Linked DNA regions of Mus musculus: region 2 is linked to region 1. Evidence: chromatin loops called from intact Hi-C (ENCODE). Cell type or tissue: gastrocnemius. All regions are shown on one strand. Region 1 overlaps Psrc1 (proline/serine-rich coiled-coil 1). Region 2 overlaps Sort1 (sortilin 1).

The links. Peaks named below come from ENCODE experiments on the same cell type or tissue, not always from the same donor. Only the 100,000 strongest peaks of a DNase experiment are listed, where the experiment ranks them.
Region 2: it touches region 1 in a loop (2.6-fold over the local background); 1 of 42 quality-filtered maps calls a loop at or near these places.

The regions. Positions count from the first base shown.
Region 1 is chr3:108,387,377-108,391,376 of GRCm38, forward strand. It overlaps Psrc1 (proline/serine-rich coiled-coil 1), which reads left to right. Exons shown (of 8, transcript NM_019976.3): 7 at 1-19; 8 at 223-855. The coding sequence ends at 226. It overlaps Celsr2 (cadherin, EGF LAG seven-pass G-type receptor 2), which reads right to left. Exons shown (of 34, transcript NM_017392.4): 34 at 3,472-4,000. Among named protein-coding and RNA genes, the nearest start is that of Psrc1, 5.5 kb to the left of the region's middle. In gastrocnemius, a CTCF peak has its summit at 2,039 (motif pointing left); a DNase peak (open chromatin) is centred at 2,046; H3K4me3 peaks cover 284 bases; H3K27ac peaks cover 380 bases.
Region 2 is chr3:108,325,670-108,329,669 of GRCm38, forward strand. Sort1 (sortilin 1) reads left to right here. Exons shown (of 20, transcript NM_019972.3): 5 at 1-144; 6 at 2,339-2,412. Among named protein-coding and RNA genes, the nearest start is that of Mybphl, 37 kb to the right of the region's middle. In gastrocnemius, no CTCF peak of the experiment used is centred here; DNase peaks (open chromatin) are centred at 1,895, 2,484 and 2,863; H3K4me3 peaks cover 752 bases; H3K27ac peaks cover 1,861 bases.

The sequences.
Region 1 (4,000 bases):
CAGTCCCTGGACCGACTAGGTAAAACTGGTCCCTCTGTTCTCATCACCTGGGCTTCCAAGCTGCGGTGCACACAGCATCCTCGAATTCTGTGTTGAGTGGGGAGGAGAGGGGTGAGGGGTGCTACTCTCCCATCCTGAGGGGGTGTGAGTTTGGCTGGGTACCAGACAGGCTCCGGAGGAAGAAGGTTTTTTTAAAGCACCCCCCCCCCCCTCTTCTTTCAGGTAAGAAGAGCACGTCAGCAAACAAAGACTCAATAGCAAGCCACTACCATCTTAGCCATCAAAGTCTGGACTCTCCTCTGCCAGTGGTCCCTAACTCCAGTAGCTCTGTGCCCAGAGATGGGAGGAAGAGATGCCTCCAGGGCTGACCTCTGAAGTAGAGACTATGGGGGATCGGGTGCCTTGAGCTTGAGGGGACTCAACCCCACCCTACCCTGCCCTGAAAGAAGAAGAGAGGGGCAGAGGTCATCTGCCCGTGGAGAAACTCACAAACAAAATAATAAATGCAGGCAGAGTGACCTATCTGTCTCCTTCCATCTTGTGGTCAGGACTAGAGAGCTTGATCTTCTACCACGGTTCACTGGCCATTCCCATATGAGCGGCCTTAGGAGCCCGCCGGCTCAGTTCTCTATGACATGTCTTCCTGACTGGATACTGGTCTGTTTGGAAAGGCCAGGAGGACAGCTGATGTACAGAACTTGTTTCCTATGAATTCTTTGACTTCTCACAGGTCAATCAGTTATAAGCTTACTCACATCTTCATATTTTTTCTTAAATAAATGAATTAAAAAAATTTTTTTCTGTATATCTGAAAGTAGATTTTAACAGTTTTAAAATAAACGTCTGTGTAATTCTAGTGAGCTCTCAGACATAGGCCCTAGGGATTTGAACCTCCAGCTCCTGCAGCCGTGACTAGTCCCTTGGTGCCGGTCAATTCCAATCAAGTCTCCTTTCTCCTTTCAGTGTTTACAGATAGTCCAGATCAAAGTTGACTGAGGTTTCACCTACAGCGCCTGAGGCTGTTATGGTAGGAACTAAGTCTACTGTTACTCCTTAGACTTAACTATTATTTGACAAGACAATGGAACCCCTTAGGGGATAGAGGCCCTTTGTTGGTGTTGCTTCTGAGGTTGCCTCTACCTCACTTCATTAGGGTTGCCTGTGCTCTCTCTCTGCTCCTCTGCTGGATCCGAGGGCTGGCATCACAATTTAGTAACTCTGACTGTGCCCTTGTGTTATAGCTTGTCTGGTGGAACACTGCAGAATGGACACATGGTAGTGAGTACTCACTGAAAACAGAATAAGGTTTTAACAAGCCCAGCTTAGGATCCGATTTGTAGCCTTTGACTCCTGCAGTCAGAACTAAATCAGTCCTTTATGAAGAAGAAACTTCCCTAAAGGCAACTGAGCATAAAGGAGAAAGGGTGGCCCGCTACTGTGTCCAAAAGTGCTCTTAGGCCTTCAGCGCTCCTCCCCTATCCCCACATCCAGGGGCCCTCCATAGCATTTCCTTATGGCTGTCCGTAAGATTAATTTAATAACACCTATAAATACACGGGGACTATACACAGTGGTGGCTGCCTCTACATTCCAGCCTCTACAGCCACTGAAATTCTCAGAGCTGACACGCGGGAGGGAGCAGATAACACAGATGTCATGGGTTCTGATTTGAAGAAATACGGTACAAGGCAAGAAAGTCTCAGGTGTGTTTCCCAGATTCCAGCCTATCTCCCCTCAAACAGCCTGGCTCAGGGGGAGGTCTTCTGGGTGGGCTATAGTGAGGTCAAGCTTACCAACCAGCCAGTAGCTGAGTCCCCTTGATCTCCTGGGGTCTTCCAGGCTTGCTTGTCCTGGGCCTCCATCCCAGTGAATAAGTCTGCACAGAGCTCAGGAAACAGAAGTTGCTGGCAACTTCTAACTGGCGTCTGCAGTAGCAGCCAAGCCTAAGAACACACACCTCGGCATGGCCAGTAGGTGGCAGGTTTGTTCCGTTTTGGTTGGTTGGTTTTGTTTGGTTTTGGAACCAAGCCCTTGTGGGTGGGGAAGCAAAGCCAGCCACAAGCCCTTGTGTTGCTGCCACCTGGTGGCTGGAGCCGGCAAAGCATTTTCTCTCACTGGGTCAATCTTGAGTTTCTGCCTCCACCCAATAGGGCTCGCTGACTCCAAACCTGCCGAACTCACTTGGTGGTAGTGCTTACCTGCCACAGCTGCCCTTCTTGTTTAGCTACCTGCTTGCCGCCTCCTCCCTGGCTTAGATTTCTAATTTTCTCTCCGTCCTCCACACCTCTTCCACTCCACAAGCAACAACAGGAGAAGCCAGTGTTTATTGGCCTCTTGCTATGCACTGTGAAAAGTTGTAAGCACTTTGCATGTGTTAAGTTATTTAATCCTCCTAAAAGCTCAATTAGGCAGCTGCTGTTACCACTGCCCTCATTTTGTAGACAGAGAACCAAGGCGCAAACAAATCAGGCTGCTGCTTGAGGTTCCAGGGTTGGTTCATTATATCCTCATTTGTTGGATGGAGCTTTCAAAAACAAAAATTAGGACTAGAAGTAGTGTCACCAAATACATACTTATTCCCAGAATGAGTGTATGCTTTATTCCCCCAAGAAAACAGACAGACAGACAGACAGCCCACAATAGCCAGGTGGTGGTGGCACACACCTTTAATCCCAGCACTTGGGAGGCAGAGGCAGACAGATCTCTGAGCTCGAGGCCAGCCTGATCTATTGAATGAGTTCCAGCCAGGGCTATACAGAGAAACCCTTACCAAAAAAAAAAAAAAAAAAAAAAAAAAAAAAAAAAAAAAAAAAGAAAAAGAAAAAGAAAAAGAAAAAGAAAGAAAAGAGAAAAGAAAAAAGCCCCAGAAACTCCCACTCCACTTCTTCCTATCTACCGAATTCTGCCTTAGAAAACGTGTTTGTCTGGGACTCAGGCTGAGAACCGGCCTGATTTGTGTAGCCTCTCCACCCCCTCCATCCTCTCCATCCTCCCCATCCTCCCCAGCCTCCCCAGCCTCTCCATCCTCCCCAGCCTCTCCATTCTCCCCAGCCTCCCCAGCCTCTCCAGCCTCCCCATCCTCCCCAGCCTCTCCATCCTCCCCAGCCTCTCCAGCCTCTCCATCCTCCCCAGCCTCTCCATCCTCCCCAGCCTCTCCATCCTCCCCAGCCTCTCCATCCTCCCCAGCCTCTCCAGCCTCCCCAGCCTCTCCAGCCTCTCCAGCCTCCCCAGCCTCTCCAGCCTCTCCAGCCTCCCCAGCCTCTCTAGCCTCTCCAGCCTCCCCAGTCTCCCCAGCCTCTCTAGCGGTACAAGCTTATATCCTAGGGGAAAACAATATCCACCTATCTTCCTTCTCTCCCTTCCAACCGCCAGACTCAGCGCTCTGTGCTGTTGCGGCTTTAGTCTCTCTGTCCTCAGGATCGTCAAGGTTCTACCTACCCTGTTTCCCACAATCCAGGCCTCAACCCAGGCTGCTTTACAGAAGCCAGCGATGACATGGCTCCTGCACAGAACTAGTTTATTCAGTAGTATGGGGGGGGAAAAAAAAACAAAAACAAAAACAAAACTCTACCATATTTACAGCGACAATCAAACTGTACAATCTGATGGTTAGTATCAAGTTAGCATCCAGCATCTTTGTATTTTTTTTTAAGTCAAGTCATCAGTAGTTAAAAAAAAATATATCCAGTTAAATTTTTAACCCTTTACAGGAATTGCTGAGGGGAAGAGGGCAGAGGGCAGGTGAGAATCCATGGCAGAAAAGCCAGCGGCCAGCCTTCCAAATGAGAGACAGGGACATCTTTCCTGCCTCCTCGAGCCTTTATTCTACACCTGCTCTAGAAGGGAAGTCAGTGACAAGTCTGGAATACATGCTCAGAGGAGAGGGGGACTCAAATGAACGGTGGTTGCAAAAACCCGAGGAGAGCAAATGGAGCGAGAGGAAGGATGGTAGGCCCCAAATCCAGGGCTGCCAGGGACTCACCCAGCCTGCAATGGGCAC
Region 2 (4,000 bases), 62 kb before region 1:
TCCGGGGGAAGCCGAGGCGGAAGAGTGTTCAGGTCATCAGACTTTGCCAAGAACTTTGTGCAAACAGATCTCCCCTTTCATCCTCTGACGCAGATGATGTACAGCCCTCAGAATTCTGATTACCTGTTAGCTCTCAGCACCGAAGTGAGTCCAGTTGAACTTGCCTTTCCTTGTTTACAGTGTCAAAATATACAGACTTTAAAGAGCCTTCTGGCGTGTTAACATTAGACTTCTTTCCAACGTCTCCTTACAATGAAATGTAATGTAATGTTCCTATCTGGGTATGACTTCTGTATACCGCCTCTTCCAGAATGTATGATGTATAATTGCTGTTGTATGTTTTTTAATGAACGGATGTCTGCTGCTGGAATAATGAACCAGAGAACAGTTTGCAGTCATCTTTCTTTTTTTTTTTTTTTTTTTTTTTAAAGATTTATTTATTTATTATATGTAAGTATACTGTAGCTGTCTTCAGACACTCCAGAAGAGGGAGTCAGATCTTGTTACAGATGGTTGTGAGCCACCATGTGGTTGCTGGGATTTGAACTCCAGACCTTTGGAAGAGCAGTCGGGTGCTCTTACCCACTGAGCCATCTCACCAGCCCTGCAGTCATCTTTCTTGAGCTGCAAAGGATGAGTATAAACTGTCATCCTCCTAAGGTTATTGTCGTTATCAGAGGAGAGGAAGTTGAGAAGAGCCCGAAGACTGATGAGCCCCAGTCACTTTCTGCCCCCCCCACCCCCCACTGAGGCTGCTCAGTGAGCTCTGTTGCTGAATTGAGATCGACAGACATCGTGGTCTTAACTGCTCTATTTCAAAGCAGTGGCCAATCCCACCTTGAGGACCTATTTTTGCTTGGCTCTATGAACCCATTTTCTTTGGCTGTTCTACCTCTCTAGACGGTCTTTCTTGGCCTCTTGCATAAGCTCCTATCCTCTTACCCTTAACTGCCTTCTGTTCATCTGACATTGAGTGGCCACTTCTCCTTGATTCTCCACTTATAAAGGTTCTCAGATCTTGCTTCCTGCTCTGGCTTGCCCACGGGCCAGCAGATTCCTGTCTTGCAGACCCTGGGTATCTTCAAGTGTGTGTCCCACAGGCACCTCAAGCTCCACCCCGCCTGAGCTTCTCTGCTCTTCTCTCATGCATGCTCCTATAATATGTGTAGTAATTAATGACACAATGTACCCCTGCTCCCACCCTGATGATATTAGTGACTTACAGATAGACAGAGAGAGAGAGAGAGACAGAGAGAGAGAGGCGGGGGAGGAGTGTTGGAAGTAGTTCTGTCTGTCCTGGCTTCATTTCTGGCTGATCCCGTTCCTCAAGACTGAGGTTAAAGACTCGCTAACTCTTACTAAACTAACTCACACATACTTACTTCATGTCCTACTTTTAACTGTGATGCTCTAATATCCATTTTTCCCACTCACATCTATGGTTGTCACCTAAAAAAGGTGAAGCTGTGATCCCCCTCTTAGAGTCCCATCCTGCTGGGGCCTCACAGTGAGAGCCAGGTCTGTCAGCCTGGCCAGGACAGCGTCCCCTGAGCTCTCCTCACCTCTCTGAGTTCTATTAGCTCCTCAGTCTTCTCACCGTGGGATTTCACACCACTGTTTTTTTTTTTATCTTCATACTCCGTGTTTGTGCTCTTCCCGCCTTTGCTAGTCTTCGATGGTCTTCTTCACTAGTGCTCCTGCCCCCCTTTAAGCATAGCACTCATCACTGCTGTCAGTGTGGTGTTCTTCAGTCAGCTGTCACTGTGTTGTACGCCCCCTCTTCCACACTGGACCCAGTCCATAAGACCATATGGTAGTGAGCTTTCTTAGTCATATCCTTTGATAAACTTCAAGATCATTTCGAGGTGGGAATGCGATGTCTAGTATGGTGCCTGGCACTCAGGGTGCTTTATATGGTTGGTTGTTCTCAGTTCTAAGACCAGAAGGAGCCCGAGTAATCTGTGTGCATGCATGAGTGTGTGTGTGTTGTGCACGTGTGTATGTGTTTGTACACGTGTATGTGTGTATTCATGTATACATGTTTGGGTGTGTATGTGTGTATTTGTTTGGGTGTGTATGTGTGCATATATGTACATGTGTGCATGTGTGTGTATGCAGGTGTATATGTGTGTGTACATGTGTATGCATGTGTACATGCTTGGGTGTGTATGTGTGCATGTGTGTACATGCATGCACATATGTGTGAGTGTGCTTTGCTCAGGCAGCTACAGTGTTTGTTTCTCCTGTTCTGACTGGTTGATTGTGAATTATTAAAGGTCTTGTAAACAGCTGCACAGAATAAAGCTGGAATTTTGATAAGTCATTTGTAATCTTTCAGAATGGCCTGTGGGTGTCCAAGAATTTTGGGGAAAAATGGGAAGAAATCCACAAAGCAGTATGTTTGGCCAAATGGTGAGTAACGCAAGACTCCATCTGTCAGAGCCCTAAGCCTTAGAGCTGCCAAAAGTCACATGAGTAAATAGCAAGTACTTGCTATGTGCCAAGTGCTCTTCAGGGTCCCGTGAGGGATAGACAGAGGGCTGGGACACGGACCTGGACCTGGAGGAGCTTCTAGTTGTTCTGGAAAAAGACTTTGTCTCAGTGAATGTTGCAAGGGCTGTGACTGCTGTCTACCAACTTTTTTTTCCTCCATAGCTGGTAACATCAATTGGAACAGAAAGTGGAGCTTTACTGTGGGGTCTTTGGTACTTCTGTGTAGTTGGGCTTGCACTTCCTTGTCTAGCACTCCATTTTAGTTGAGTAAAACGCAGTGCTAACTCAGGGAGAGCTGAAAGGGCTTCCCGACTGCACAAGTGCCACCGTTTGCAGCGTGAAAACACTCCCTCCCCTTGGCAGCATGCCCTGCCCCTCGGTGCCCGCCCAGAGACCATGCAGCAGAGGCAGCTCTGACTTTGCCTTTGTTCCGGCCTCGCTCTATTACTGGTCGGTGGCTTACCCTCTCTGGGCTTCAGCTCCCCCCTCAGGGAGGGGAAGCTTCTCAGCAGAATATGGAGGGTGGGGAAGCCTCAGACTGCCCACATTCTGCTTCCAGAACTGTGTTCTGAGCCTCTTTTCCTCTGAGGAATTTTCTCAAGTCCAGTAATCTGGTTTCCCAGTGTCTAGCAGATTGCTGCCAGACATGAGCTATGGCGCTGTTAGCAGCAAGCACACAGTAGCTTTAGAATTACAGTCTAAAAGCTGGAAGCAGGCAGGAAGACCATGGGGGGAAAAACCAGACAAAACTCAGAACAAAATTACTACTCCAGATCAAGGAAAACACGTATTTCAGCAGCATCTGGCTGGACATGATTAATATCCACGGGGATGGACCATAGTCTTAAGAGTTTAATGCATTCCACTTAGGGAACCAGAAGAAGTAAATCATACATGTTTGAACTGTATCTACCAAAATCGCTTAAAATACTAGTTATGCTACTTAAACGAGGTGGGCCTTTTCTGGAAGCAGTCATCAAATAATTTTATAGCTCTATCATGTGCATGCACATCTGATTTCCTGGTCTGTGTTTTAATCAGTGGTGTTGGTACTAGATAGGACTTAACAGGAAGGAAGTCATTTTTATGGTGACTAAGTTAACAAATCACTCTCTTCTTTCCTTTCCTTTCCTTTCCTTTCCTTTCCTTTCCTTTCCTTTCCTTTCCTTTCCTTTCCTTCCTTTCTTCCTTCCCCTCCCTCCCTCCCTCCCTCCCTCCCTCCCTCCCTCCCTCCCTCCCTCCCCCCTCTCTCCCTCTCCCTCTCCCTCTCTCTCTCTCTCTCTCTCTCTCTCTCTCTCTCTCTCTTCCTTCCTTTCTTCCTTTCTTCTTTTTTTCTTCCCTTTTTTCTTCTTTTGTTTTTTTGAGACAGGGTTTCTCTGTGTAGCCCTGGCTGTCCTAGAACTTGATTTGTAGACCAGGCTATCCTCAAACTCACAGAGTTCCACCTGCCTCTGCCTCCCAAGTGCTGGGATTGAGGTATATGCCATCACCCCCAGCTTTACACGAG